Regions from separate parts of the Mus musculus genome. Here regions 1, 2, 3, 4 and 6 are each linked to region 5. A link is a loop called in an ENCODE intact Hi-C map of the cell type or tissue named here. Cell type or tissue: heart. All regions are shown on one strand.

Region 1 (5,000 bases), 230 kb after region 5:
GGACTTGGAGATTCTCATTCAGTCAAATCACATGTTCTGAAGGACAAAAGCCTACAAGTTAATAGTCACATGCTTCTACAAACACCAGGTACCTCTCTAATAATCCTGTCTCCAGGAGCTATTCTCTTCCTTTCCGTTACAATTCCGAGTTTGTCAGTATCTCACTCAGCCCCCCACCCCCCGTCACCCGGTCGTCCCGTCTGTCCGAAGCCCCCACCTCTGCTCCTGGCTCAGGGCTTCGGCATGCTGCCTGTTCTCACTGTGCCACAGCTGCAGCTCATTCTGCATGGCGTCCACGTCCTCCTGGATGTAGTCCATGATCTTTCCCAGGGGAAGCGCACTCTTACACAGGGTCTGGATGGACACGCGGAGCTTCTCTATCTCCTTGGAAACGATGTCTTTCTCCTTCTTCCATGCTGACTCAAAGATGAGTGATCTCTCCTTTGGATATAGCAGGGAGGAAGAGAATGCCTTTAGGATCATGCTAGACAGGTTAGAGGCAGCACCCCAAGCAGGTCCCACAGAAGGGAAACTTGATGAACTTATCAGAAACGACAAAGTTTACCCTGCAGAGTCCTTAAAAAGGAGCTGAGATGACAAAGGAAATATTGGCAAATCATACACTGCACAAAGACACGTGCAGTAAACACAATTCAGAGAACATAAAGCTCAGTAGCAGCAAGCAGACAATCTAATCAGAAGAGGGACAAGAGACACAGAGACACGTCACTGAAGGTGACGTTCTGATGGAAATGAGTACATGAAAGTGTGTCCAGGAGCACCAGTGGCTCTAAGTGCAGTTTAATCAGCAATGCCTGGTGCCAGGCAGGAGAAACTGGGTTGACGACGGTTGATTTGTGTGTGAATGTAAGTTTCATTCTTTCTAAGTAAATGCTTTGATGCACACTTGCTAGGTCATGTGTGCATTACTCAGCTTTCTGTCTCTGTGACAGAAAACGTGGGGAAAACAACTTGAAGGGAGAAAGTTGTGTTTTGGCCCACAGCTTCCAGGGTTCCCACCCATGCTTAGAAGGCATGTAAGCACCAAAGAAAGCTAATTACATCTGCATTTAAAAGCCATTCAACTCAGATTTGAGCATAAAGGCCTTCGCGACAACTGTCCATGGTGCAACCCACAGGCAGGGGCCGAGTATGAAGCACATGGCAGTCTTTGGTTGGTAGGTCTGGGTTTTGTTTTGTTCTGAGATGGGGTCTCAGCTGGCCTCAAACATGCTATGTAGCCAAGGGTGACCTTGAACTCCCGATCCTTCTGTTTCCACCTCCTGAGTGCTGGGATGACAGGAGTGCACCAAGCATAGCTTAGGAGATGGAGGGTTCGCTCATGATTTTTTAAGTAGAAGTCTTTCATTGCGTCGTTGAAACCACACGGGCCAGTCTCATACTCCGGGATCCTGTTTCAGCAACTGGATCTCACAGGCAGCCTCTGCACCAGTCCTTCTCAGAGACACAGATACCGTGCAGTCCAGCTCTGGCCACCACAACCTTGCTTTTAACTACTACGACTTGTTTTTTTTTTTTTTAAAGATTTATTTATTATATGTAAGTACACTGTAGCTGTCCTCAGACACTCCAGAAGAGAGTCAGATCTTGTTACGGATGGTTGTGAGCCACCATGTGGTTGCTGGGATTTGAACTCCTGACCTTCGGAAGAGTAGTCGGGTGCTCTTACCCACTGAGCCATCTCACCAGCCCCCTACTACGACTTGTGAATGAAACAATGTCAGTGTCACTTTCACCAAGAACCAACTCAGCCCTTCCAGCCTCAGACACTCAGCCCACCACAGCTGTGCCCCCGGAGCTCTGCACACGCACTCGCTCTGAGGCCCAGCCTCCTTCCCCTGAATGACTATGCAGACAAGGTAAGAATGCACAGGCCACATGACAGACACTATGACTGTGTTCTGCACTTAAGAACAAAAAGTCATCACCTTATTTCCTTATAAAGCAACCCCAAGTCCCCCCAAACTGACAGACCCCTCTTTAAGCTTTTGTGAAGGTAACAAATCATGGCAATATAATTACTACTGCTGCTACTACTATGATATCACTGCTATTAAGGTCACTGAGGAAACAACAATAAGTATGTCCCCTCTGTCCTCCCACCCTACCCCCCACAGAATGTCAATGGAAACAATGTCCCTAAGTAATCAACTCAAAGAATATAAGAACCACAGATGAACTGAGCCAAAACCAAAAAGAAACCACCACCATCAACAACAAAACAAAAAACAAACAAACAAACAAACAAAAACAACTTGTGTCTGGGACTGAGCATCAGCAGCAAAGACCACGCTCTAGAGCGGTCCCTGAGAGTTGGGACATGGCTGGTGACACCACGCCACCTAGTGGTCAAGTAAGAATCTGTGCCGTGACACCCCCATCACCGAGAGACCACAATCCCTCTCATAGGGAACTCAGTTAAACAGAACTCGCTGCAGACTGTTTGCCTTAATTAAAACGCAACATGAGAAGGCTGTGTGTGTCATTCGGAGGTGAAGCGTTTGAAGCTACAACAGGTGGAAAGTCATCGAAGAAATAAACAAAGGAAACTAATACAATCTGAATGGGAATTACCGGGCTTTCCCTCAGTTTTGTATTGTTTATTTTGTTTTTGGTTTGTTGTTGTTGTTTATTTGCTTGTTTTTTTAAAACAAGGTCTCACTGTGTAGCCCTGGCTGTTCCAGAATTCAGTCTCTAGATCAAGATGGCCTTAAATTCACAGAGATCTTAGCTAAATTACCAGACTTTTCAGCCTTACAAGGCATAAAAGGTAACAAGTGCAATCTCACTGCAGGGGCTGCACACATCAGCAACGACAACTGACAACCAAGTGCTCAGATGTCAGATCTGACAAGGGACATTCTCATTGAAACCACCGAAGTCACCAACTCATTCACCGTGTTTCAATGTCCCATTCTCCTACTTAGTATGACTTAGCCTTTCTTTTGCGGAAGCTTCCTGTGTTTGCCTCTGACCTTCCTGGGGGCTGACGGCAGACAGGACAGTATGTGCCAGTAAGAAAGGCCCTAGGAGCAAGACACACACAGAACTCACAGTAAGATGCAGGCCTACAAATCCCCAGCTCTCAGTCCACACTGACCCAGGGCCAAGAGTCAGCTTGTCACTGTCACAGCAGCCAGGAAGAATGAGCAGGCCAGGACAGAGGGACGTTGTGCAATGAAGACACAGCAGCCTCCCAAACAGCTGCTACCCAAACACCACCTAGGGAGCCGGGGAACGGGACTCCACAGACCAGAGCTGCGAGCTCTCTGTGCCTCAGCTATGAGGGGAATGGCACTGAAGCGCGTGACCTGCATTACTGATTTTAAATCAATGAACACTGTAACATGTAAAGGACTTTTCAAACGACCATGTCAGGCCTGCTCCTTACCTTCTCACCAGGCTTGAGAGACTGCTGCAATTTCTCATAATCCTTCTTCGTCTCCAAGATCTTCTTCACGAGCCCACCTGTTAAAAATCAGTAGGTTTCAGCTATGGCTTCTTATCTGCCCCAGGAGCTGCTCATTACTCTTGGATCTCATCTCAAGATGAGATAAATGCTGAATTCTCATCCCTCCTCTTTCCATATCAAAATGCCTTCCTCGGATGCTAAGACAAACCACAGCAGCACCTTCTACTGGCAGAGGCTTGTCACAGGGTCCCAGAGGCTTGTCACAGGGTCCCAAAGGCTTGTCACAGGGTCACAGATAGGAGGTTTGGAAATAAAAAAGGAATGTGATTAACACCCCAAAATGTAACTACCCATGCAAACAGCGATTATAATGGTTTCACAGTGCTGATGCCTCTTTTAGATTGGGCAGGAATACTAAACTTCTAGAATTCTCCATGGTGTAAATTACTTATGAAAAATCATCTTCTTAAAAATACCGTTTTACAAGAATATGTACGATGCTGGGTGTGGTATTATCAACACTGTAACCGAGCTGTGAACCCTGTGAACTTCAACAATGGCCAGTGTGGCATGATGCACCCATGGGTGCTACAGTGGCACCAGTGTTATGCAGGCAGCCAGCCACTTTCTGACTGAGTTTGAGACCCATTGCACAGAAGGAAAGTTCAATATAGTCCTGTACATGTGGCCCAAAACTTATGCTTGGGGAGCTTGCCAGCCCCAGAGGAAAACTTCTTTTCTACTAAAAGGACATAGCATCAAACTACCCACTAAGTCTGTATGTCTGTATGCACAGACGATGGTTAATGTGCAAACTCACAACCAAAGTGTCAACACAAGCTCAGCCACAAGTGGGACATCTACACCGCACCCCTCATCCGCCCTCCAAGGCTTAGGAACATTACGGGAAGAGGAGTGAAGCGGTGGATAATAGGGGGATGGAGAGAAGTGTCAGAATGTCAGTCAACATTCTATCATGAGCTGCCCTCTCTTATGAGCCCTCAACCCCACCCCCACCCCCACCCCCAGTCACATTTTCACCTGCACTATCAGGGAGAGGAATATAGGGAGAAAGAACAAAGGAGAAGTCTTAGACCTCAGCACTGGGTGGGGTGGTGCAAACTTATAGTCCCAACATTCACAAGACAGAAGCAAGAAAATGATCAAAAGGAGATCTCCACAGTGAAGTCTGGGCCAGCCAGAGCCACACAATGGTACCCTGCCGCAAATAACAACAACCACAAAACAAATGTACACCTCTCAGTGCAGCTGGCTATGGACAGTTAACCTTAAAGCCACAGGAAGAATTACATGAATAAAAACCAAAACTGAGTTGGATGTGGCATATGCCTAGAATTCCATTGTTGAGGAAGCTAAGGCAGGAAAATGGAGAGTTTTGGACAGCCTGGGCTACATAACAAATTCTATTCTCATGTTCATGTGTGCATATAAGCATGTATAGACACAGTTTCTTGGAAAGACAAGATACGATGCCACTATGCTTGGAGTCCACTCTGATCTCAGGTTCTATGGCTCCCCCAGGCCCACATGGCAGCAGCAACAGTGT
Region 2 (5,000 bases), 180 kb after region 5:
AAGAGTATGGAGAACATTGTGTATATGGCACATATGATATGGATTGGGGAGGATATGGGACTTGATGAATGTTTGTAGTGTGCATGATTGTGGGGGTAGAGTGTAGAGGGTATGGGGTATATGGATTAGAGGGCTATGATGTATACATGCTAAATATGAAATATAAATACATATATACATATACATATGTACATATGTGCATGTCTATGTAAATATACATATACATGCACATATGTACATATGTGTGTATGTATACACATAAATGTATGTATGCATGTGTATACACACACATACACTCCCTGGGGAGCAAAGGGTCCATTTGGCTTCCATGTCTGGATCACAGTCCTTCATTAGGGGAACCAAGACAGGAACTCAGGGCAGACACTGAAGCAGAAGCCATAGAGGAACACCCTTTACTGACCTGCCTTCTACAGCCTGCTCAGCTTGCTTTCTAATATAGCCCAAGGCTACACTGGGCTGAGCCAAGTGCTACCATGGATTTGCCTACAGCATGATAACTAAGTGAGACCCTGAGCCTAATAAAGAGGGTTGGTGGTGTAGCTTACTGGTAGAGAGCTGACCTGGCATACATGAACCAAAGCCATGTTCTTAATAAAAAAATAAACCGGGGAAGCATGTGTGGTCTCCCCAGTATAGGGTAAAGTGGGTAGCAGAAGGAACTCTCTCAGGGTGGGGTCAGTGCTCAGTGAGAGGTGGCAGTCCAGGCTTCCCTAACAACATACCCTCACACTCAGCAAATGGTGCAATGTGAATCTATTCTCTCACAGCTCTGGGGGCTGGAAGTGCAAGACCATCATGCCATGCGGCCAGCCACCTGTGAGAGCAATCATCTGGCTTCAGCGGTTGACTCCCATTCTGCCCTCACCCAGCTTCTCCGCTGGTGTCTCTTCCTTTTCTTACGTCACCAGCCCGGTGGATCAGGGTCCACCCTAATGATCTCACTTAGCTTCCTCAACTCCCTCGGGGCCCATCTCCAAATCCAGACACACTGACGGACAGCACTTCCAAGATTTCAACGAACAGGGTTCAGTCCACAGCAACAGGGAGTCTGAGGAGAGAGAGAGAGAGAGAGCCATGCCAACATTTCTATTTACAAGACAGAGACACAAAGCTCTGAGAAGCAAGGAAGCCCTGGGCTGTTGGAAACAGGAAGGGGGGACACATTATCATCCCTGCTCCAGGAGGCTGAGGTGGGAGTCAGGAGTGAGGTGCGTTTGGTAGAAGTTCTAGGAACCAGATGTGAGAACACAGACCTGGGAGCTAGGTCCACACCTACAGTAGGCACTAAGAAGCTTCCAGATTCTCGATCGGGGGGTCACTATGCTCACATAGGGTAGGAAGAGAGCATGACACCCAGGAGCCATGTGGTCATATGTTGAGGGTCTCGTGGATCACACATAGACTCCAGGAAGCTCGAACTGAGGGAGCCCTAGGCCTGAGTGGTGATTGTAGGGACCAAATACCAATGTTCTAGAAGATGTATTCCATCCTCCAAAAATGCACTAACAAGGCAAAGGTAATGAGAAGAACAGCCATGTGGGTGCCAGACACCCACCCCATTCATTCTCTCAAACATGCTCTGGGCAAGGGCTATGTCAATATCAATTCAAGACGCTGTTCTTCCCCTGCCAGTTGGGAAAGTTCAGCCGATTTCCAGGGAAGACACAAGCTGTCTCAGTGCTGAGGGAGCAAAATGGAGTTCGGAGTTGTTAAGTCAGCCAAGATCTATGCACACTAGAGCCAAATGGAGTTCATGAAACTGAGCACAACGCTGTGTTGCTTCCCTCCTCAAGGTGATGGCCAGTTTGCCCTAGGAAGAGAGAATGAAAGTCAAGTGTCTGAAAAGGCTACCTAGAATTCTACCCATGCCTCTCTGCTATGGAGAGATTAGGTTAGGGCACCAGGGAACATCGAGAGCAAGAAAGGATGAGCAAGACACAGAGGCGCTTGACTGCCTTGTTAGCTCACTACCTTCTTGGTTTAATTGATCCTCACTAATCTAACTGCCTGTAGTGAGCAGAAGGGAACATTTTAAGAAGGATGGTAACATCATTCAGAGCTCAAAAACAAAATACAACCTCAGTGCACAACATGGGTGAAACCACCACCTGGGCTGGCAAAATGGCCCAGCAGTAAAGAGCACTGGCTGCTCTTACAGAGAGGTTCCCTTTGCTGGCACCCACAGAACAGCTAACAAACATCTAGTTCCAAGGGATCCTGTGCCCTCTTCTGGCCTCTGTGGGCGCTGCATACACATGGTACATAGATAAACATGCAGGCAAAACACCATACACATAAAATAAAAATAAATCCTTTTCTTTTAATTTTCATATCTACTGGTCACAATCCCATTTAGAAAACAAATGTCCAACAGCAACAACAAAACGATGACTAAAATACGGGGCTGTAGAGATCAGTGTGGAGAGGCAGGATGGGCAGAGCTGGTTCAGTGCAGTCTATTACTAGAAAACTCAGACGCAGACAAAACTAACCTGTGCCAGTGGGGACTTTAAGACCCGATACTCTTTTGGGAAGATGCCAAAATGCAGAAGATGTGAGGAAGGCTTTGGAGTAATGGGAACTTAAAACATCTCCAGCTGAGTAGACTTTGGTGGGACGGAAAGGCCGGTATAGAACATCTCAAGTCAAAAACACAGGGGACCTGTGAGAAGAACTTAGTCAAAATCAATGAATTTGACCCAGTGCCTGACTTGCCAGGCAGACTGGACATAGTTGGGAAGACAGAAGTACCTGGAGAAACAGCTGGAGAAAATCTCACAGAACGAGAGGAGCTGGGGAGATGCCTCAGTGGATAAAGCACAGAGAACACAGTTGGGAGAGCCTAAAGTCCCCAGAACCCATGCAAAGCCAGGTGTGGTAATAAGTGTCCTCAACCCCAGTGACACTGATCAGACCCCACAGTAGAGAAAGAACTCCCTAAAGCTCACAGGCCAGCCAGCCGGGCATATGGAGTGGCACAGCAACAAAGAGATGCTGTCTCAAACAGGATTGTCCTCTGACCTTTACATGTGTGTGTGGCACATGCATGTCCATACTTATATACATGAACACATACATGCAGTACATACATACACTGTGCTCACAGAAAGAGAGAGAGAGAGAGAGAGAGAGAGAGAGAGAGAGAGAGAGAGAGAGAGAGGAGGGGAGAGGAGAGGAGAGGAGAGGAGAGGAGAGGAGAGGAGAGGAGAGGAGAGGAGAGGAGAGGAGAGGAGAGGAGAGGAGAGGAGAGGAGAGGAGAGGAGAGGAGAGGAGAGGAGAGGAGGAGCAAGCAGCAAAGACGGGCTGGAGAGATGTCTCCACGAGTCAAGCTTTGACTATACAGGCATGAGAAGCTGAGTTTGGATTGCCAACACTGCAGGCATGCAGGCAGTCTCAGTCTGTAGTCTCGGTGTTGAAAGGAAGAGATGGTGGGATCTCAGAGGCTCACTTCCCAGGCAATCTAGCCAAGGAGTGAGTTCCAGGCTTATGAGCCACCCTGTCTCAAAAACATAAGGTGGAGGGCAGTGGAGGAAGACACAACATTGACCTCTGACCTCCGGCATGCTCACGAACTACATACTCTGTCCTCACTGCATGCATAGACACAGGCAGTGGCAGGCAAACATGTGGGAAAAAAGGAAGGAGAGAAGGGACTTTCAGACAGATGTGTGTGCATGGTCCTAACAGAGTACCTCCATAGAGATTCACCTACGCCCCAGAAAACCGCTGAGAAATGAGCCTGAACCAAAGCACCCCCAGTACAAACTGATTTAGCACTTAGGGAAAAGAGGCAACTTGAGTCTTCACATTCTGCTGACAAGGAGGCCGTCAAGCCGCTCCACACCTGCATGGAACCCTTCACCACAAAGAGCAAGATGGCCCAAGCGGACAGAGGAAGCAGGGGCTCGGAGGCAGGGCCACCGTTTAGCCCTCAAGAGGAACCAAGAAACTTCTTGCATGTGTTCGGCTGGACTTGAGAACACTTTCAGGCCAGTGACTTGTTATGGTTTCAGGATGAGTGTGTTCCACCTGAGTCACCCCTGCCAACGAGGCACAAGGCAGATAGAGAGCTGCCACTTCAGTATCATGGGCACGAAGACGGAGAGGAACTGTCTTCCAGAGACGTTTGGAGATGCTTGACTCATGCTTGGGAGGAAAAGGAAAAGTGGGTGTGGCTGAAGGAAATTGGTGTCTGTTCCTGCTGTTACTAAATTCCAACAAGTGGGGTGCCAGAGTCGGGGGGCGTAAGAGCAACAGGAACCACCTCTAACAGTTCCTGAAGGTGCTAGTCCAAGGCCACGGTGCTGGCAGATTCAGCATCTGGATAGAGTTGCATTCATGGGCTCTGTCTTCTCGTGGTTTGTTCACTCAATGGAAGATGCAAGGCACCTGGACGGCTCTAGTCCTAGAGCACCAGCCGCATCCAGCGGGGTCTACTTCATGGCTTTGTCAGTGCCCAGAGCTCCACTGTCTAATACCATCATGCTGGCAGCCAGGTTTTCAGTGAGAGTCTGTGGGTGACACAAATATTCTGCAACAAGGGAATAAAGGGTCCCATTCAAATGGTAGCAAAGGCTATGGCTTCCCCCCCCCCCCCGGAAGATTTTGTGTTAGTGTTTAATGAAGTATGTGGCTGTCATATGACCTAAGAATGATGAAAGGGGAGAAGCCAGACCCCACCTCTGAGTACCAAATGCTACATCTCGTTAACTTATCCCACATTTTATCCTGTGTATCTTGCCATGTCTCAAATTCAGTATCTCTAAAGCCAAGCTTCCTAGCATCTCTTAGCCCCATGAACAAAATGCGATATCCAGCAGCACAAAGTGAAAATCTAGGCCTCACCCTGGCACCCTCCTCTTCCTCACTATCATCTCTAGCCATCCAGGCTCAGAGCATCTCCCTTCCTAAACAGCCTAATGTCAGCTCTATGTCCATTATCCCCACCATCCACCAACACCAGCATCGTCCCCTTGACC
Region 3 (5,000 bases), 120 kb before region 5:
ATAGCTTTATCACACAGAACAACAACAAGACAAAAAAGAAAAGAAAAAAAAAAGAAAAGAAAAGAAAAGAAAAGAAGGAAGAAATCAAGCTAAAAATGCTGGTGTGTAGTTAAGTTAAAGCCATCTGTAACCTTGGGCCTTTCTACCCATACCCAGGTTCATGAAATAAGAACTCAGGCTTCTTATATATGGATAAATGCCTAGGCACACAGCCTTGCCTCTGTTCCCTGACTAGCTCCTGACTTAATTACCCATCTATTTTATTCTAAGCCATGCCATGTGGCTGGTTACCTGGTCCTCTGTTTTATGAGACCATCTTCTTCTGTGTCTGGGGTGAAAACTCCAGTACCTGATTATCTCTCAGAGTTCTCTTTCTGCCAGGTATTCTACCTTCTCATCCTGCCGCAGCTCACTGACCATAGACACACACACACTCTCTCTCTCTCTCTCTCTCTCTCTCTCTCTCTCTCTATATATATATATATATATATATATATATATATATATATATATATATATTGCTGCTACTGTTTTCAGACACCAGAAGAGCACACTGGATCCCATTACAGATGGTTGTGAGCCACCATGTGGTTGCTGGAAATTGAACTCAGGACCTCTGGAAGAACAGTCAGTGCTCTTAACCGCTGAGCCATCTCTCCAGCTCCAGCTCCAGCCCCAGCCCCAGCCATAGATTTTTTTTGCACAGGTGAATGCTTCCACACGTACAAAAGATTCCCCTCTATGCTGGTGGGGCCAAAAGGAAGTCCTTAAGTCCTTAGCCACTGTTGGTGAGGATATAAATGAGCCCAGCCACTGTGGAAATTAGTATGAAGATTCCTTAAAGCAAACAGAGAACCTACCTCCTGGTAGAGACCTGGAGGAATCTACTGTAGGCACATCACAGCAACACCTCCACACTTGCACTTTTTGAGACGCTAGTCACAATAGCTGAGTCAGGGAACCAGCTTGTCTGTCAGTAGATGGATGGATAAAGAATATGTGGTCCATACACACATGGGGTTTTACTCAGCCATGAAGAGGGACAAAATGATACCACTTATTAGAAAAACAGAATGCAACCAGAGATCACGTTAAGTAAAATAAGCAGATGCAAAAGGACAAATATCACACACACACACACACACACACACACACACACGTGTGTATATATGTGTGTATGTGTGTGTGTGTAAACCTATATATCTCTAGCCACATGAAGAGGATGGAGACTATGGGAAGGGAGTAGTCTGAGGAAGAAAGGGGAGGAGGACTGAAGGGATGAAGGAGCCAATAAGGTCAAAGCACAATGATGCACATGAAAGAAACTGTCCCCAGCAAACCCACACTATGCATGATGAACCCAGGCCAAGAACAACATAATGAAGGAAATCCTGAGCGCATGCTTGTGGTGTTGGTGGATTCAGGCCCGAGGGCTCCTGTACTGTCCATGAGGGAAAGGGTCAAGCGTTTATGCCCCTGCCTCAGGAGTTGAAAGGGTGGGCCTGCTGTGGGGCTAGTGTTCCTCTCCAGGGCCCTTGAGTTCTGGGGTAACTACATTTAGCTACTTGGGGTGGAGTTCCAGGCAGTGAGCCCAGGGATGTACCCTGGCCACTTCCTCAGCCCAACCCTGGGACACAGGAAAGGGTGCAGTCTGGGGTCTTGGAAAGGCTTCTCCAATTGCACTCTGGGTCATCGCTATGGAGACGATAGGGCTGGTGTGGAGGTTTATGTGTGAGCTGGGACCTCTGTGTACTTCCATACCCTGGTCCACAGAAGACTATGGCTGAGAGCAAGCAAGGGAGAGGGAGCTGGCATTATGCCACTCTGGCCCTTGGGTGTGCCCACAGGTACACACAGCAGGGAGGCTTGCTGCAGGCGAGACAGGCCTGTGGGAGAGCCCTTCATCCTGAAAGACTACAGTACTCATGGTGCTCTTGGGGGTTACTATGGCTAGGAACCCTGTGGATCCTGTATCCACATCTCCTTCCCAACGGTAGGGCTTGAGGGTCTTCTCAGGTAGGTCCTCTGCTTCCCTGTTGGACTCTGTCAGGGTCAGGGACACAGGGCCTCACAGATAACAACTTTTCTCATCATCTGTGACTCAGAAGGGGACTAGTTCTCTGGGTTGTTCCCCAAGGACCTAAGAGTTGCCCAAGTGGTCAGCTCCAGGTCAGTCACAGAACAGCAGCAATTGCGAGCTTTAGCCACCAGGTGGCAGAGGAGATTTCAGTGTGGTTGAGATGGTCAACAGCCCATGTGACCACACAGCCCAAGGTCTCTGGCTGCCACAGAGCAGGTGAAGAAAAGGGGCCGAGGAGACAAGATGGGCATTGGGTGAGGGTGGGTCAGTCTAACCTGTTGCACCAGGCTTCATTAAAGGGTGGCTAAGAAAGCTGGGCCAAGGACTCCAGGCTGTGGCAGAGGGCTTGGGCCAAGCAGACAGATGTTCTTGGAGAAACAATGACCTGAACCTTGGCCTCTAAAGCCCTAGAACCGCAGAACGGGAAAACCCTACCTACGTGTACACCTGAGGTCTGAGACTTGCGCCCCTCCCTCAATCTCTTCTCTGCCAGGAGCACCCCAACCTACTTCATCCCTCATCCCCTTCTAGTGTTCAAGGTGAGAGCAGCCAGCTGTCTGTGGATTCCTTGGTGCTCCATGCTAGTGGTTCATTAGTCCTGGTCCTGGCATGGCTTGTTGGTCCCAGGAACATCAATAGAGGGTGGTATGGGGCATTGAAAGGAAGCTTACACAGGCCGGTTGCCTCCAGATAAGCAGACACTCTCCCTGTCTGTGTGGCCACACATGGATTTGCCTTTGATAGCCAGAGCAAGAAAAATGGTCTCCGCTCGTTGGGCTGAGCAGACCCTGGTTTACCTGAGTAGGTGGGCACCAGGATAAGGGAAAGCATGGGAGCCAAAGGTGGGGCAGCTCAGTGAGGACTGGAGGAAGGAGGACAGTGAGGACTGGAGATGCTCCAGGTAACAACCGAGGGACCTGACGTGTGGGTAGCTGCGGTCACCTCAGGGCTAATCTCTTGGTGGCAAAGGGATACAAGTCTGCAGTGGGATCCCCTGGTGTGGCTTGTTGATGTAGCTGGACTCTCTCCCCCCTTGCTGGGGAGGGTCAGCAGAGGTTGGAGGTCAGACCCTGACTCAGCTCGGCTTGACGAATTTACTTTTAAACAAACTCCTCTGGGCTTTTCCCCTGAGGCCTGTCACATAAATTTCTATTTAGTGCCACTGGGTCTCCAGCCAGGGAGCTGCCAGGATGTTTTGAGAAGAAGCTGGGAGATCACATGGTCTTGTCTCAGGGACTGTGTAGAGGAGAGCTCGGAGCTGGGTACCAGATGGAGATGGGAAAGGAAGAAGCTGACTGGAGCCTTTCCCCAGGGCTCCGTGAAACAGCCAGTGCTGAACAGTGACAGGCTTCAGGCCCCCGAGGTTCCCTAGTGGGTGCACACCTTGGGGGAGGGGGCTGAGGGTTACAAAACCCACCCTTCCCTGGGCTTGCCATATCTATAGAGGAAAAACCCAGCATTTCAGGGTCCCTGTAGGAAACCCCCTGTACTCTGGGCATTTTCTTACCTGTTCTCACCGCCCCCTACGGGGGGGGGGGGCAGAACAGTGAGGTGAAATCCTGGGTATATGTGTGCTGTTGATATGGACATAGCCACATACCAAGGACCCCTAATGCCTCAGCCCCGTGGAGGTGGCAAAGTCTTCCTCAGGTCTGAGTGTAGATGCTGATAATGTGTACAGAAAATGTCCACCATACATCCTCCCAAGGGAGGTTTACAGCTCGAAGACAGCTCTGCTTCTCTTGAGATGAGCAAAACCTGTCTCCCTTTTCAGCTGTATATAATAACCCTGACTCCTTGTTTTCTGTAATATACCCACTTCCATGGACAGCTGTATGCTATAGTCCCCCCTGCCAAATGCTCTATAATAAACACATCAGCTTCTGGGGTATTACAGCTTCTCCATCAGGTTTCCTGTTCTTGTATTTGCTTTTTCTTTATTTCCTGGGCCTCAGTCAGGCTGATCAGAACAGTGGTAAGTAACCTCTTCTCACACTAGAACCTAAGACTTGCAGGCCCTGGGTCCCCCTGAAAGCCACAAGACAGAGGTGCAAAGCCTCCAGCTGCCTCCTGTCTATTTTAGAAGAGTCTTTACAGACTGTTCAGCCCCAAGCCACACCCCTTAGTTACAGCCCCAGCTTGCATTTGAAAGCTAGAAGAGAAACGTGAGATTTTCTGTCCTGTGCTTCCAAGGAATCTCGGGAGAGCTGCGTGTATGTTTAGGGCAGAGCCAGGCCCTAGAGACCCCACTGCAAAGGAATCAGCCTGATCTGCAGTCCTTGGGAGGGTATCACAGTGGAGGTGCCCTCCTCCTGCTTGATGGGTGTGTGGCCCAGGCAGGCAGAGAAGGTGGGAGGGGTGCAGAGCCACTGAGAGCACAGCACAGTGCAGCCCTGTTTGTGTTGGCAATGCGGCTGCCCAGCCATTTCCAGGTTGGATGACTGCGTGATGGAGAATGTAGGTCAGGGGTTTAAGCAAACACCTTCTGGATCTCACATCTATGTGAGCGTGGGGAGGGGCTCAGTGAGCTGCCGGAGAGTTTGCTTAGTGTGGAATTGTCCCTGGATTGAAATGACAGCATCGTCAGCTGTCACTTACCTTGGTGTGGGAGGGAGAACACGGACAAAAGAGATGCTAACCTGGCTGTAGAACACAGAACAAGGACAACAGCCAACAGGAAGGCACAGCCTGGTATTAGCCAGGGCAGAAGGCAGCCATGGAGGGAACAGAGTGGGTGAAGGGATGTTGTGGGGAAGTGACATTCAAGCATGAGCAGGGGCCAGAGGCCACCAATAAACTCTGGAATGAAAGACTTCCGTCTCAGAGAGGAAACAACCCACCCCATGGGACCATGCATGAGCGCAGCCTCTGTGGCAGGTCCCGTAGGCTCACACCTATGATCACCATGGAGTACTCCCAC
Region 4 (5,000 bases), 330 kb after region 5:
ACCCTGAGCTCTGAGCCCTGAGAATGGTCCTAACATGTGCAGTTAAGCCCAGACAGAAGCAGGCCTTGCCTTGCCTGGGTGGTAGGTTACTCTAAGCTCCCACTCCAGAGTTCCACAACTGTCCCACCAACAGGGATTCTGGATGCAGACTGTCACTGGGGTCTCGTATCTGTACATTATGACTCCTTACTCCTGTCTTTGAGTGGAATAAAATGCTTTATAGATATATATGCAAACATTTCTTTTGACAGATAAAAGGTAGTAAATGAAAAAAATTGTGTATGTGTGTGTGTGTGTTTTTTTTTTTCCAGAAATGCAAAGCAGCCCCCCAGCTCAGGTGAAAGCTGTCACCACCATAGAAAGGGACAGCTCAGGGGCCAGCCTACCCAAGGCCAGCTTCCCAGAGGAACTAGCCTATAAGAACCAGCCTCCTTGCTCCTACCAGCAGATCAGCTGCCTGGACAGTGTCATCAGGTACACAGGATACTTCTGATCTTTCCTGCCATTGGTGTCCTCGTTCCTCACACCCTCCACCCACCCACCCACGTGATGCCTTCTGACCCTCGTGCAGGTACCTGGAGAGCTGCAGCGAGGCAGCCACCCTGAAAAGGAAGTGCGAGTTCCCAGCCAACATCCCATCCCGGAAGGCCACAGTCAGCCCCGGGCTGCACTCTGGAGGTACACTTTCCATTCAGAACTGTCTAACCTGTGACCCCTTCAATCTTCCAGGATGGGGTCAGAAGCCATCTGATAAACCCTCCGGTGTCCCTTTTTCCCCCTAAATTAATTTTTCATAGCTTGTAGATACACCAGCAATGCTTTTAAGTGGCCAAAGTTGCTAGAAAGTTGATAAATACCCTTCTTGCAGGTCAAGGTCTAGTCACCCCAGCTTTTAGAACAGGGACCTGGGAAGCCTGCCTGGTGACCAGGGGGCAGCCATGAGCGCCACTCCCTCTTGTGACTGTGCTAGCCTCAGTGGTTCTGGAGCAAACACCTCCTAGTCTATCTAGAGGAGCCCTTGCCTGTGAATACTAGCATGCTCCATTTGAAAGCTCAGCCCAACAATCTCAGCACTTGGCTGGCAGAGGCCAGCCTGGGCACAATGAGACTTTCTCTCAGAAAATTACAAAAAGAAAAACAAGGCTGGCAAGATGACTCTGCGTGTCAGGTGGCTGCCGTGCCAGGTCGACAGCCTGAGTTTGATCCCCAGATCCGACCTGGATCCATAGAGCTGTCTTCTGGCACACGAGTCCATACACACAGTAATAATTATTATTATAGTAATAGAAAAATTTTAAAGTAGAAATAGAGTGTCTCGTTTATTAAACGAAGCACAAGAGAGTGAGTGGCCGGGCATGGAGCAGGGTGGACAGCCCAGATCACCCCCTCCAGAGGGCCCTGGTGTGACCCACAGCCATCTAGAGCAGTGGCTCTCAACCTTCCCAGTGCTATGGCCCTTAGTACAGCTCCTCAGGTTGGGCTGACCCCCAGCCACAAAGTTATTTTTGTTGCTACTTCATAGCTGTAATTTTGCTACTGTTGTGGATCATTATGTAAATATCTATGTTCTCCAAAGATCTGAGGTGACCCCCATGAAAGGCATTTGACAACACCCCCAACAGGTTGAGAACCACCGGTCGAAATGTTTTTGTTCCCCCCCAAACACACACACACACACACACACACACACACACCACAAACACAGAGGTCCTGGACTCTGAGAGTGAAGTTCAAGTTGCTCCCGTCATTTCCTCTTCACCTTTTTCCTGTGGACAGGATCAAGCATCCCTGGGGCAGGGGTGCAGCCAGCATGGCCCCATAGGTCCCTTGTGTCTCTGGCTCCTTAACTGGACAGTGATATTCATCCTGCATATGTGTTTTCCTCTGTTTTTCTCTCATCAAGAGGCAGCGCGGCCCTCCAAGGTGACCAGCCACACAGAGGTCAGTGCTCACCTGAGCTCCCTGACGCTGCCAGGCAAGGCCGAGAGTGTGGTGTCCCTCACCAGCCAGTGCAGCTACAGCAGCACCATCGTGCATGTGGGCGACAAAAAGCCACAGCCCGAGCTAGGTATGTACGCCACAGATCCCTGGGGAATTTCAACAGCAGCCTGAGTTTCAGGTGGAAACTTTGGAGGCTGGGGAGATGGTTTGGTGGATAAGAGCACTTTCTACGTAAGCATCAGAACCCAGGTTCACATCCCCAGCACCCACATAAAAAGTGGGCCATGGTCATGAGCGTGCCTGTAAGTCTAGAAATTTTGAGAGTGGAGACCAGAGGGTCTCTAGAGCTTATTGGCCACCAGCCTAGCCCCATGTTCAGTGAGCAGCCTTGTCTCTCAAAGAAGTAAGGTGGGAAGTAACCGAACGAACACCTGGCATCCTCTTCTGGCTCACGTGTACAGACACTCACACACACACACACACACACACACACACAAGTGCTGTACACACAAACACACACATACATCTGACTGAAAAGTGAGAATGCTAACTTCCACTTTGAACTTTTATGCTTATTCAAACTTATCAGAAAAGTCCCGGTAAAGGTTTTTTGGGTACTGAGAATTCGGAGGTGGGATATGGCCAGTTAGGGCCCAAGTACTACTCTCTGCTGTGCTCTGGCACCACCTGGTGGTGGTTGTCTTCCTGAGTGCCTGTTCCATAAGGCGCAGGCCCCATTTCTACATAGGGGAAAGAACCAGAACACATAGTAAGAAGAGTGACTGTGACTGAGTGCTCTTCGTGAGGCCTTGATGCTGGGGAGATGAGTCAGTTGCTGATGTGCCTGCTGAGCAAGCATGAGGACCCACATAAAACCCAGGAACAGTGGACTCCTATGTAATTCTAGCACTAGGGAGGCAGAGATGGGGATTTCTGGGGCTCACTTTCAGTCAACTTAACTAAGATGGTAAGTTCTGGGTCCCATGAGAGACCATATCTCAAAAAGTAAGGTGGAGAGCAAGGGAGGAGGACACTCAGTGGGGACCTACCTCTGACCCCTTCGCCTGCATGTGTACATATGCATACACATGTACGCAAGCAAGCAAGCATGCACAGAGAATTATAAGCTTGTTTGTTACCAGAAAGAAGGAAATGATAAGAAACAATGTACCTGTAAGAGTCGATCTCCAAGGGCTTGACCAGCATGCCCTGACCTCTCTGCTCTGTAGACCACATATCACAGTGGCCACCATGCATGGCCCTGAGATCCGGAAGATGTAGTAGTACTTTGGCCCTTTCCCTTATATATCAAAGCTGAAGGCAGCTTTGGAATGTCTTCAGGCCCAGAGTAGAAGTAGATCTTCAGGTCTCTGCCTGCTGCTTGCTGCCTAGGACTCCTTTGGAAATCAGAAGCAGGCATGGGGAATGTTGCCCCCAGTTGTGGGCATCATGAGTCAACAGGGTGTGAGTTGTCTATACAGTAGGTTGCACTTGACAAGCACATGCTGACCAGAGCCCGCTTCTTGCTGCAGAGACGGTAGAAGATATGGCCAGTGGGCCCGAGTCCCTGGATGGTGCGGCCGGCGGCCTCAGCCAAGAAAAGGGGCCTCTTCAGAAGTTGGGCCTCACCAAGGAAGTTCTGGCTGCACATACACAGAGAGAGGAGCAGGGCTTCCTGCAGAGGTTCAGGGAGGTGAGCAGGCTCAGTGCCCTGCAGGCTCACTGCCAGAACTATCTCCAGGAGCGGTCCCGAGCCCAGGCGAGTGATCGAGGTGAGCGCTGACGTGAATTGAGCATTCGGGTTTTTTAAACACTTTGTTCTCTTTTTAAGGTAATGCTGGCCTGGCACTCACCATAATCCTCCTGCCTCAGCCTCCCTAGTGCTAGAATGGCAGGTGGGGACTGTCAGGCCTGCATTAGCACTGTGCTTGGGAGATCTGTATCCGGTGCTAACATACTGAGCTGTGCCCAGGTCGGAGGTGTTCATGTGGAGTAGCCACTGCCACGTTGCTGGCCATGCAGCATGGGAACTCTCTCGAGGACACAGCCTCATGTTCCCAAGGGAACAATACCATAAATAGTCGCAGAGTGCTAGGCTAGCTTCAGCAGATTTTTGAGGCTACCCTCACCCCCAGTTAAGACCCTGGAGTAAGTTCAACCTGCAAAGAATGAGCATTGTGCCCTGAAACCTTTAGCAGGCAGCTTTGGGAATGGGGGATGGCTTTCCCCTTCATGTGGACTCACCCTCCTGGCCTGGGGCTGCCCTGTGGATCCAAACCTCAGCCAAACCCATTAGCTCATATGAAACGTTTCTTTAGGCCCATAATCCCCGGGTGGTTTGAAGGTTTTCTGTTACAGGGGCCTGGTTCTTGAGTCTGGCCATCCATCTATCCACACACTTGCAGTGGGATCTGGCTCAGTCCACACACTCACCTGGCTCCTAAGACAAACCTCCTTTTGTATCCCAGGGGCAAGGGGCTGCACTGGCCAGAGATAGCAGCTCTTCTCCTGGCTCTGGGGCTCTGGTCCAGGGTCACAGCTAGTAGGCCCAGGAGACACCACCAGGAGCAGCCCCACAAACACTGGAAGGAACTGAGGAAGCTGTGACCTCTTTTAAAGATCATATCTTTTCTTCTGTCTTTCTTACTTTTGAAGGCAGGGGTTGAACCATCTTCAGGGAGCATGCTGGTCTGTCTGTCTGTCTGTCTGTCTGTCTGTCTGTGTCTTCAGCGAGCATGCTGTCCTGCTTCTGAGCAACGTCCCCAGCCAGGGCTGCTTTTCCCAGGCTTCCTTCCCACCGTCTTCCCAACCCCCTCCCCACAAAGTCTTGCCACACGCAGGAACCTCAGTGGAAATGAAAGGACACCCATCCATCCCGAGCAGACCCAAGTGTACATAGTTCCATTTCCCACACACCCCAGACCCAGCCGTGTGTACATTCCGTGGATCACACAACCTCCCAGGAAGTCCTGACAACAGTCTCTACTTAGCACTTCAACCGCTGCCCTTCCTTCTGAGGGGAAACGTTTGCAGGAGGAAATGAGACAGAATGAAGAGCA
Region 5 (5,000 bases):
GTCGCTTAGAACAGGTCAAGGCTATCAAAGTTTCGAGTTCTGTGCCGCCATCCAGTTCACACAACACGTCCTGGTCCCCCGTGGAAAGATCTCTTTATGGCACTTTCATTTTCCGAAGCTATTTGCTGGAGTTCTCGAAAATCTGCGGTCTGTGAGCTTCCTCGTTGTGTTTTACGGCGCCGCTCACCTATTTGCTGTTTGAGTGACGCCACTGAACTCTAGGTAACCTTCTGAGGGTCTACTGCAGCCTTTCAGGGATCGGACACTGTACATCAGCACCGTGTGGAGCTGGCTCCTGCCCTGATCCCTGTGACCCCAGAGCCTGGCCTGGGCTGCGCAGAGCACCGAGGAGTTGGCCTCTTTGTAAACTGGAGAGAAGAAGACATTTGGCAGATCTGGAAGGACACAGACAGGCTGGCTGGGTGGAAAAATGGCTTTTTTTTTTTTTTTTCAGGATTCAGAAAAGTAAGCTTTCCAGGAGGCAGGGAACAAGCTGGAGGTACATGATTGAATTTAGCTTTGGGCTGTAATTACGCGTTGAGGGAAGTGGCCAGGCTTACACAAGTGCTGTGGAGGGAGAGAGCACTTTTGAGTCCACCAAGGTTCCAAACACCAAGGCTGCAGACACAGGCACAAGCAAAGACTGACACCCACCGTGACCCTCGCTCACCATTGATTAGAGCTAATCAGGGGGGATGTTCTCAAAGCCCTCAATCATGGGACCCTGGGCCTCCCTGGAAAGTGGGGCTGGGAAGTTCAGCCCAAACCCAGCAGTAACAGAGAGTGCATTTTGTATTTTTCCTGAAAAGTCAACAAAGGGGAAAGGCAGAGAGTGACAGAACATGCCGAGTTTTGTGGTCACACTGGGCTTCCCGACCTCAGCGGTAACCACACCAGACCCGAAAATTCCCCCTGATACCTGCTAGTTTAGGAGTCCTTTCCCCACAAACCAGCATGTTTCCTGCATTTTAAAATCTACCCTAAAGACAGGGACTTCTGGCTTCCCGATCCTTCTGAGTTCAAATCTAGATTACAAATATCATCTGGCTGGGAATTTAGCCCCAGCCATGGCCTAGTCAAAAGAGCCCAGGATAGGAGCAATGTTTTAGGTTACCCCCCAAATCTCTGTAAGCCCAGATGATAGCCATGATAAAATGCCTTGAGAAGCCCAGGCCTGTCGAACACCCTCCTCCACAAGGACACAGACCCATTTTAGGCAAAAGTGTGGAACTCTCCAGCCACCGAACTCCGCTGAGCAGGTGCACGGTCCTCCAGCAGCACCCTGCTTGCTGCTGCAGAAGTAACCCAGTGACCAAATAGGGAGCCAATAAATAGGAGTCATTACAGGATAACGAAATGTTTGTGCTTAAAGTGGGGAGGAATTCTAGTGCAGGTTGTAACATGGAGAAGATGCTGTATTCCAGGAAATAAGCAATATACAAATGATAAATGCTGCCAGTGACTATCACAGGGTATGGTGGTGTGCGGGCCGCTAATCCCAGAGCTCTGAAGGCTGAGGCAGGGGGATTACTGCAAAGTTGGGGTCAGCATGGACTTCATAGTGAGCACACACACTTAAGACAGTGTCTCAAGAGATCAGAATGTGAGGATGTAAATAAATACCATGTGGCATCATGTGTGTGATGTCCCGAAAGTTCTTTATATCAAAGTAGGATGGCAGGTTTCCGGGGCTGAGCGGGAGACCAGCGGTTTGTGTCGAATGGAGTTGGGCTTAGCCTGGGAAGATTTCTGAGTAGTGATAGCTCCTCAGAAATCATCATTATGAGTGAGTGTGGTCGGTGCATTGAACTGTGTACTTAAAAATGGGTAGCATGGGAAATACCATTGTGTGTGTGTGTGTGTGTGTGTGTGTCTGTTATATTCTATCACAATAAAATAGAAATAACATTTTAACCTCACACTAACTAATAACACAAACACAAGAAAACCTGCATTTGTCACCTGCTCCTGAGCCTCCAAGTAGCCCCTACTAACTAGTACCTTAGCTAAACAAAAGCAATTCAGGGTATCTGAGAGAAAGTGGTGTTAGTAAGACTAGTTGGGGGGCAGGTGTTGCATATATAAGCAAGGCTACTTACAAAACCACCAACTGTTGGCTGTGTGATCTTAGGCCAGTCACTCTACTTCTTTGGGGTCCAGTCTCCCTTACTCTTGAATCAGACCATTTCAGACTTTTGCCCCCTGAGCTTGTACACCCTGAGACTTTGGAATTCCATTTTTAAAATCTGAGGTTAGTGGTTAGTGTGATTTCCTTACTGCAGAGGACAGTACTGCATCCTCTGTGTCGTGGCATCTCTCTGGCTTGCCCCTGCATGTGCTCACACATGTGGAAAGAAGAGGTTCTGTTGAGCCTTTTCCTAATAGAGAACACATTGTCCACTTGCCTTTGAAGTCTTTCATCTGCGGCAAGACCACAAGGGGGCGATGCTCGCCGGAATCTTCCAGCATGACGCTGAGCACCTCCTTCAAGGAGGGGGCTTTGTTCTTTCCTCGGAGTTTGGTAGGGTCTTGTCCCTGGAGGCTCCAGGGGGGTGGGGGAGCTCCCACGTTTTTTTCAAGGGTTGAGCACTCACGGGGGGGGGGGGGTAGGGGGGCACGGGCGGCTGGAGAACCGAGACAATTCAAAACCAGAATATTTGCAATCACCCAACAGACTTCACAAAACAATGAAACAATGATTTCAAGTCAGGTACTTGACTATGCTGGAAGGAAGAATTAAGCAGGGCCAGCAGACCAGCTTACAGTCTTGCCTCTCAAAGGCAGGCTCAGAGCTGCGGCATTTTTAGACCTAGAAGCAGGGATGGCTCACTCACTACTGGGGCTTGATGTCACCTCAGTGTGACCTTCTGAAATGCTGGGTAACTTGAAAACTGCAATGTTAACAAGAAAAGGAAGAAACATTGATGTTTTTTGCTCAAACACGTTATTCCTCTACCTTGGTGGACACTGGGGGGTTATGTCCTGTGTCCTGATACAGTGTCTTCATTTGATGACACAGCCACTTTTGTGGTTGGGAATACCCTCCACGTCCTGCAGGAGATGTTATTTCTTCCTTCAAGGCTGACACCTGCTGCCATTCTGGTATCTGCTGCTTGCCAGACCCCATCAGCCTGACTCTGTGACTGACAGCCCTAAAAATGCTATCCATGGCCTTGGTGACATTGGGGGAACCGAGTTTCTGCTAGCTCTGGTGCTCTTCCCCAAAGCATGCACTGGACTTTTATTTCATTGATTTTCAAGAGCTTTTTTACATGCTCGTTTTAACAGTCTCTCTCCTTCCTTGTCCCATAGATGCCCCACACACTAGTGATGGTACATTCCCCAAAGGTACATAATCCTTTTGCCTGTGATCAGCTGTGCCCAGTGCTGTCAATCATCAAACAGGGCTAAAAATAAAGACTGGACACGACTGAGCTCAAAGACAAATGTGTTGTGTCCATATTTCAGCCCCAACTTATGATATGCATTTATAAACGTCTGAATGTGAGTTCCTCACTAAGTGAACACTCACTGAAAGCCTCGTGTGGGCAAGACAGAGTTTACTAAGCCTCAGGGTGCTGCAAGAAGAGACTCAAAAGCTACTCTGACCTTGGTAAATACGTCTATGGGACACAGACCCATGCACCAATCAGTGTGGAAGATACAGGTTACAGCCTGAAGCTTGGGAAGCTATCTTGCACGTGCACTGGGACTTCCTGGCTAAATTAATGTACTCGTTCATTCATGTAGCCTATGTGCACCTGACATTTACCAAGTGCCTGGGCCATTTCAGGTACTGAGGCAATAAGACAAGACAGATCCAGTACAGACAGGGAGACCAAAACAACTGGAGACCCTGCCAATTCCCCCTGTCCCACATGGAGTCATAGGGGACTTTCCCTACACAGAAACAAACAACGAAACGGACTAAATGTATGAAACAATGGGTTTCCAAACCCCAGAGCACACATTGAAGGCCAGCAGTCACTGTGGGGTGGCGGGTGTAAGGTGAGTCCCAGAATAACCCCGTTTACTGCATTGCCTTCAAGACACCATACCAGGCTGAGCCCACCAGGCCGCTAACCACCGCGAAAGTAGAGTCAAGAATGTGGGGCGATCATGGAGTCCCAGAGGAGAGAGAACCCCAGAGATGAGGTAGGCAGAAGCTCCCCACCATCTGAGCAATGGATGCAGGTAAAGAAACTACCCACGTGTCACCTTGAGGGAGAGAGAGAGTCATGCCTGACTTCCACACAGACCTTTCTGTCGTGTCTGTTCCCACTCACAAACCTAGAAGCCTTGGGAGCAGCAGGCAGCGTGCTCTGCATTAGCCCCCGCAGGGGGGAATACGAGCCCTCGATGAAAGAGGTGCTGATCCCAGCTAACAAGTCAAAAGGAGGACTCCAGAACAGAAGGAAACTCAATTGCATCTTGAAGGAAGTTCAAAGTCACCCACGGCATCCAACAAGATGAAATTCAGAGTATTTGGCATCCAATCAAAAGCCACCAGTCAGGCAAAGAAACAGGAAAAAAAAAAAAGTGACCCGTAACGAGGAGAAAACCAATCAGCCAAACAAAACACAAAACCAGAGCTGGCACAGACGTTAGGACTGACAGACGGAGAAATTAAGTTACCATAACTGTGCCCCATATGTTCAAAAATCTGAAGCGAAGACTCAGAAAATACACGAGAGACAAAGTGAGCGTTAGATCTGAGAACTGTGGTGTCCGAAATCAGATACAACAGGGATGGCTTGATGATGGATTGTTAGGTGCATGAGAGACTATCAGTGGATTGGAAGACAGTGTTGGAAACTACCTGGAGGAAAACACAAAGAAAAGAATTTAGAAAGTTAGCGAAAGCAAGCCAGCAAGGTGCTGGAGAACTTCAAGGGGCTTCAGGGCTGTGAATGGGAGCCCTAGAAGGGCGAGAGAGAGAGAGAGAGAGAGAGAGAGAGAGAGAGAGAGAGACAGAGAGAGACAGAGAGAGAGACAGAGAG
Region 6 (5,000 bases), 150 kb after region 5:
TCCAAATCAGTGTGTTCCAGAAGGTCTGGAAGCCTACGACAAGCAAACACCAAGCGTCAGGACTCACGGGGAACAAAGGGTTCCTGAGAAAGGCCAACCCCATATAAGGAACAAGACTGGAGAGAAGATGAGCATTGTGGGAGGGAAGCCTCTACATCTTAGGCAGAAGCCCGTCACCATCAGCACCTAGGAATCCAAGCACCAGACCAAGAAACAATATCCTTCCAGCCACAGCAACACTGGGGACATTACACTGGAAAACCCCAGCCCAGCTCCAGGCCCTGACCAGATTCTGACCATGGTCCACCAAGGATGCTGGGCAGGGGAAGGGCAAATGCCACTACAGTCAACTACTGCACAGGAAGCCCCAAGCCAGTGCCCATTGCTGTACAGAGAGCTCCACTTTCCCAGATCAGATGCACCCGCTCTCTTGCTAACCCCCTGGCTCTCCCTGCTGCAGTGAGAAAGTCCGTCGTGCAAGCATCAACAGGAACCACAGAGCAGACGGACTCAGCCTCACTGTCTTGCCATTAAAAAAGTCACTGTGTAAATGCATCTGAACGGGTGCTCACTTACACTGCATCTTTCCCCTGACATTAACAGTCAGTTGACTTCTGTTTCACTGTGGCAGACTAAGGAGTGTATAACCCCTGATGCAAATCCCGCTAAAATGAGAAAATAAACCAGGAAATGAGGCTCTACTTCCCAAAGCTCTGAAAATAGAGGCTTAAGGAGGCCTCAGAATGCCAGATCCAACCTAAGGGAGGGAGGCAGGATGCAGTCTGGGTCTGAAACAGGTGTCCCTAGAAATCTCAGCAAGTGCTCCCTCCACTTGCCTGACTTGCAGCTTTATCCTGCCCAGTCTTATCCTCACCAGCAATAGTTGAAACAGCGTCAGAGAAGCCCCACCTCTCTCCACCCACCCACCCACCCTCACCCCCACAGCAGCGCCTCCTACTGGTGGTCTGGCTAGAATATCGTACAATCAGGGTCCACCCAGTGCCTGAGCCCTAAGGAGACACACCCAGGACCCCGGACAGCTGACAAGACACACATGGCCAATGAACAGCCTGCCTCTGCCATGTCTCACTGAGGGCTGATCCATGAACTTCTACAGAACCCTGGTCGACTGTCACCCAGTCTCCAAAAGAACCTCTAAAGACCAGGGCTACTGCCAGCTTTTAAAGTGCAAAGTGATGGGACCCAAACAGCATTTTAGAAAGATGGCTTTCTGAGAAAGGGCTTGGACTGCTTGAGGTCTCAGGAGACAAGGATTCTGGAAAGTGCCACAGTTGGTTGTCAGGAGGCTTAGATTCGAAGCTCTTATTGGCCAGCTGTGTGACCTCAGACAACCCATTCATCAGCTCCCAACCCCAGCTGTTTCTGACAAGGACAGAAAACCCACCTGGGCCAAGCATGGGATGGAACCAGGTGTGCCAGGCCTGGAAGCCAAGTCTCTTGTCAGTGACAGCAATGTGTGAGTGTCAGCTGCCACCTGGATGTCCTCCATAGTCATGCTGGCTGACTTCTGAGTGATCCAAACTATGGCGTATAGACAAGAAACCCCAGCTCTCCCCACTTCTGCAGAGAATGCTTCAGCCCTGATGCTGGGTAAAGTCCTCTGAAAGTCCTAACCCCAGGACAAACTAGCAGGTGGGCTAAGTTCACTGAAGTCAGTCCTTATGAGGCCCACACTCTGACTCAGGGCCCAGGTGTGGTGCCCTGTGTATAACACCCTTGCCCCAGGAGGAAGCCCTATTGTCTGTCAGCAAGGCAAGCCCACAGGGCTCTATAAACTGGCTTTCCTCAGGCCCCTGGTAATCATGGACAGGTGTCTATACATGTCACCAGCTAGGCTGCAGAGATCTGCAGTAGATCTTCATTAACCTCAGCCCCAGGATGTGACCCAAATCAAGCATTTGGGACCTGGGGAGGTTGACAATGACACTGCACACAGACCCAGCCAACAACAGGATCCCAAAGCCCAGGGGCAAGGTGTTGCAACCGTGCCCCACTGCGAGTGGAAGGAGCTATACCGGGCCAACCTCGGCCCATACTGCCAGGCCATGGGAGCTCAGGAAAGTTTATGAATCAGGTCCAGACCCTGCCCCTCCCCCATCCCTCTGTGCACAGCTCTCGCAGTCCTTCTGGCCTCCAGATGCACAGTCTGCAAGCGATTTCCCTTTTGTTATTTCAAGCTTGGGGCCTTGATCTTTTGCCACTTTGGAAGGAGCATAGAAACAAAGGGATCTGGGGCTGTTGCCTAATACTGATGCTGGCTTCACCCAGCCAGCCTCCATCTTAGTCCCTGTGCCCTTGCTACCCAGCTGAGCCTTTGATGAGAGAAAGCAGGCACCCCGGGAGCTGCTCAGCAGCTCCCTCTCCTGTCCCCACAGACCTGGGCTCACACAGAGAGAGCCGCGTGCTCCTCTCAACAGTGGTTGCTGCCAACAGGCTGAGACTTGACTCTTGCCAAGCCCTCTGGTGTCCATGACACCTCAGTGCAGCAGCAGAGCAGCCTGTGTGCCCTGCCCTGAGCAGCTGGGGTTGCAGGCCCTTGGCCAAGCTTCACTCACTCAAGCCCAAGGTGCAGAGTCCCCAGCAGTGTGTTAGCCCACCACCCTCCTGCCATTTGCCTGCAGGCTTTGGGCTTGCACACTTGGCTGGAGACAGAGGCTCACAACACATGCTTGTTGAATGATGATGATCCCAGCTCTGCTACACCCAGCAAGTGCCCTGAGCATCCTTCGGAGCACCAAAAGGAAGGGACATCACTAGTGTTGTTAAAGCCCTATCACTAGTGTTGTTACAGACTGTCACAGAGACCCTGGGGGAGAGGCAAAGAGGAGGGTCCCAGCCATCAGAGAAACAGAGGGAAGGGCAAGCAGGAATGTGGCACCCCAGAGAGAATTGGGCAAATACCTTGCAGACTGATGCCCTTCCTGGGCCAGAATGAAGGAGTGGAGTTTCTCCGTGAAGGAAAGGGAAAGTCATTCCAAGCCAAGGACACAGTCTGGGTGTTGAATCAGACTGTAAACTCCAGCGGGAAAGATATGAAAAACCCAAGAGTAATGGAGAGACCAGTGGCAGAGATCAGATACCATCTTAAGACGGCAGAAGCCCTATAGGGTCATGAGCAGAGCACAGGGGCAACACAAAGGGTAAGAAACCAATCACACTGAGTGCCAGGTGCTAATGCAGAGGGCATGGGGCATGAGGACAGCCCTGAAGCTGCAGAGGACCTGGGGTTCAATGCTCAGGTGATGGCCAGAGAGTCCCTCCAGAACAAGGTTCCAAGGTAGGGGGTGGCATCAGGGAGGGGAAGGATAGTGTGACTGCAAGAGGGGAGCTCTGAGAAGGCGGAGACAAAACTGCAGCGTTGGGCCATCAGGATGCTCCGTCAAGCTGGAGGCTGAGGCTTAGAACCACAGCACCTGTGGAGCAGTCTGGGGACTAAGAGTTCAGGGAAGCATCTGTATTTCAGAGCTGGGGAAAAAGTAAAAAGAGACACAAAAGCCAGAAGAGGATCCTGGGAAATCACTAAGGGAGGAGAGGACACAAGGCACAGAGCTTCCTGCAGAACACTCTCTGACCTCTGTGTTATTCCTCGCCCCACATGGTTCAGGTCCCAAGCCCGAGTGCAGGGGGCTACAGTCACGCTTTCCCAGGTGTCTTTGGTCTACAGGAAGATGCTAACACTCCAGATGAAGGAGATGGAGTCCTAGGCTGGGGAGGTCTGTGTCAAGTTCCAACTCTGTCTCTGGCCAGCAGACACCACGTGTTTTCTTAGCCTCATTCAGTGCTGAATGTGGTAACAGCTGAGCGTTTTCCAGAGAGCCCATGCCAGTAGAAGCTGGACATAGGGACAAATGTCTGTAGAACATAAAGATGGTGCAGCACATAAAAGCACTTGCCACCAAGCCTGATGACTGGAGTTCCATCCCTGGGCCCCACGTGGTAGAAGGAAACCAACCCCAACAAATAGCCCTCTGACCTCTACATATGCACCGTGGGATGTGCATGCCCCCTTACGTACACATAAATGAATATACATAAAAATATTTTAAAAGAAATTAGTGTTTATGCCCTGCCAAGATAATGTGAATATAAAGGATGTTGAAGTTCACAGCTGTCAAGCCAGGTGTGGTGGCACACACTTATAATCCCAGTGCTCGGGAGGCAGAGGCAGGTGGGTCTCTGAGCTCAAGGCCAGACTGATCTACAGAGCAAGTTCTAGGACAGCTACAAAGAGAAACCCTACCTCAAAAGACAAAACAAAACAACAACAACAAAAAAGTCACCCACACAATCCTCTGTATCAGCATCAACCTCTCCATGAAAACTGTAAGCATCTCTACCATCATCAGCCTCCTTTACCTTCTCTATCATCACCACTGCTATGGTTTGGACTTTGAATGTCCCCTGAAAGTCCGTGTGCTTAAGGTTTGCCCACCTCCATCCTGTAGCGCTTCTGGGAGACAATGAAAGCCCTTGGAGGTGTGGCCTTTGGGGAAGAGGCTAAGTCATCATGGAGGCATCTTTTAAAGGGATATTGGGCTTGTCACCTACTCTTCCTTTCTCTGGTAGCTTCCTGAGAAAAAAAAGAGTTCCTTCTACCACCAGCTGCCTTTCCTCCCTGAGAGCGAGCAGTCTTGGAATTTTACCGCTGTGTTAGAAAGCTCACAACATCACCACCATCACATCAAACGCACCACGGACCACCCGCCCTGCCCGTGAAGGCCTGCCTCCACCCCGTCTTGCCAAGAGATCTTCCTGTGACCAAGAATACACAACGCCCCCCCCCGAAGTACTCTGTCCCTTCACCTTCAAATATCTGAGGACAATTGGTACGCAGCCTCAAGTCCTTTTTAATCCAAAATTAGATAATTTCCTCAGTTGTTTCATGTTTAAATACTCTTTTCATGATCAATAAATCAATTATGTCCATATAAGAATCTTTAAAAAAACAGAACTAAGCCCCTCAAAGGAAAACCTTCGTG

The links. Peaks named below come from ENCODE experiments on the same cell type or tissue, not always from the same donor. Only the 100,000 strongest peaks of a DNase experiment are listed, where the experiment ranks them.
Region 1: it touches region 5 in a loop (8-fold over the local background); 16 of 42 quality-filtered maps call a loop at or near these places.
Region 2: it touches region 5 in a loop (5-fold over the local background); 19 of 42 quality-filtered maps call a loop at or near these places.
Region 3: a loop joins it to region 5, with 8 times the contacts of the local background. A loop is called at or near these places in 10 of 42 quality-filtered maps.
Region 4: it touches region 5 in a loop (4-fold over the local background); 2 of 42 quality-filtered maps call a loop at or near these places.
Region 6: a loop joins it to region 5, with 10 times the contacts of the local background. A loop is called at or near these places in 12 of 42 quality-filtered maps.

Annotation. Positions count from the first base shown.
Region 1 is chr1:91,521,320-91,526,319 of GRCm38, reverse strand. It overlaps Traf3ip1 (TRAF3 interacting protein 1), which reads right to left. Exons shown (of 15, transcript NM_028718.2): 13 at 3,413-3,489; 14 at 218-441. Among named protein-coding and RNA genes, the nearest start is that of Asb1, 17 kb to the left of the region's middle. In heart, a CTCF peak has its summit at 2,365 (motif pointing left); a DNase peak (open chromatin) is centred at 2,339.
Region 2 is chr1:91,571,642-91,576,641 of GRCm38, reverse strand. No RefSeq gene overlaps it. Among named protein-coding and RNA genes, the nearest start is that of Asb1, 34 kb to the right of the region's middle. In heart, a CTCF peak has its summit at 2,255 (motif pointing left); no DNase peak of the experiment used is centred here; H3K27me3 peaks cover 566 bases.
Region 3 is chr1:91,872,059-91,877,058 of GRCm38, reverse strand. No RefSeq gene overlaps it. Among named protein-coding and RNA genes, the nearest start is that of Gm46242, 5.1 kb to the left of the region's middle. In heart, CTCF peaks have their summits at 2,189 (motif pointing right) and 3,568 (motif pointing left); DNase peaks (open chromatin) are centred at 1,538, 2,228 and 4,488; H3K27ac peaks cover 1,127 bases.
Region 4 is chr1:91,426,452-91,431,451 of GRCm38, reverse strand. Per2 (period circadian clock 2) reads left to right here. Exons shown (of 23, transcript NM_011066.3): 15 at 312-474; 16 at 572-678; 17 at 1,904-2,068; 18 at 3,474-3,713. Among named protein-coding and RNA genes, the nearest start is that of Gm35591, 14 kb to the left of the region's middle. In heart, a CTCF peak has its summit at 2,637 (motif pointing left); DNase peaks (open chromatin) are centred at 2,011, 2,641 and 4,851.
Region 5 is chr1:91,752,710-91,757,709 of GRCm38, reverse strand. No RefSeq gene overlaps it. Among named protein-coding and RNA genes, the nearest start is that of Twist2, 46 kb to the left of the region's middle. In heart, a CTCF peak has its summit at 2,417 (motif pointing right); no DNase peak of the experiment used is centred here; H3K4me3 peaks cover 355 bases; H3K27ac peaks cover 784 bases; H3K27me3 peaks cover 400 bases.
Region 6 is chr1:91,598,298-91,603,297 of GRCm38, reverse strand. No RefSeq gene overlaps it. Among named protein-coding and RNA genes, the nearest start is that of Gm28380, 10 kb to the left of the region's middle. In heart, a CTCF peak has its summit at 2,447 (motif pointing left); DNase peaks (open chromatin) are centred at 2,137 and 2,417; H3K27ac peaks cover 1,071 bases; H3K27me3 peaks cover 699 bases.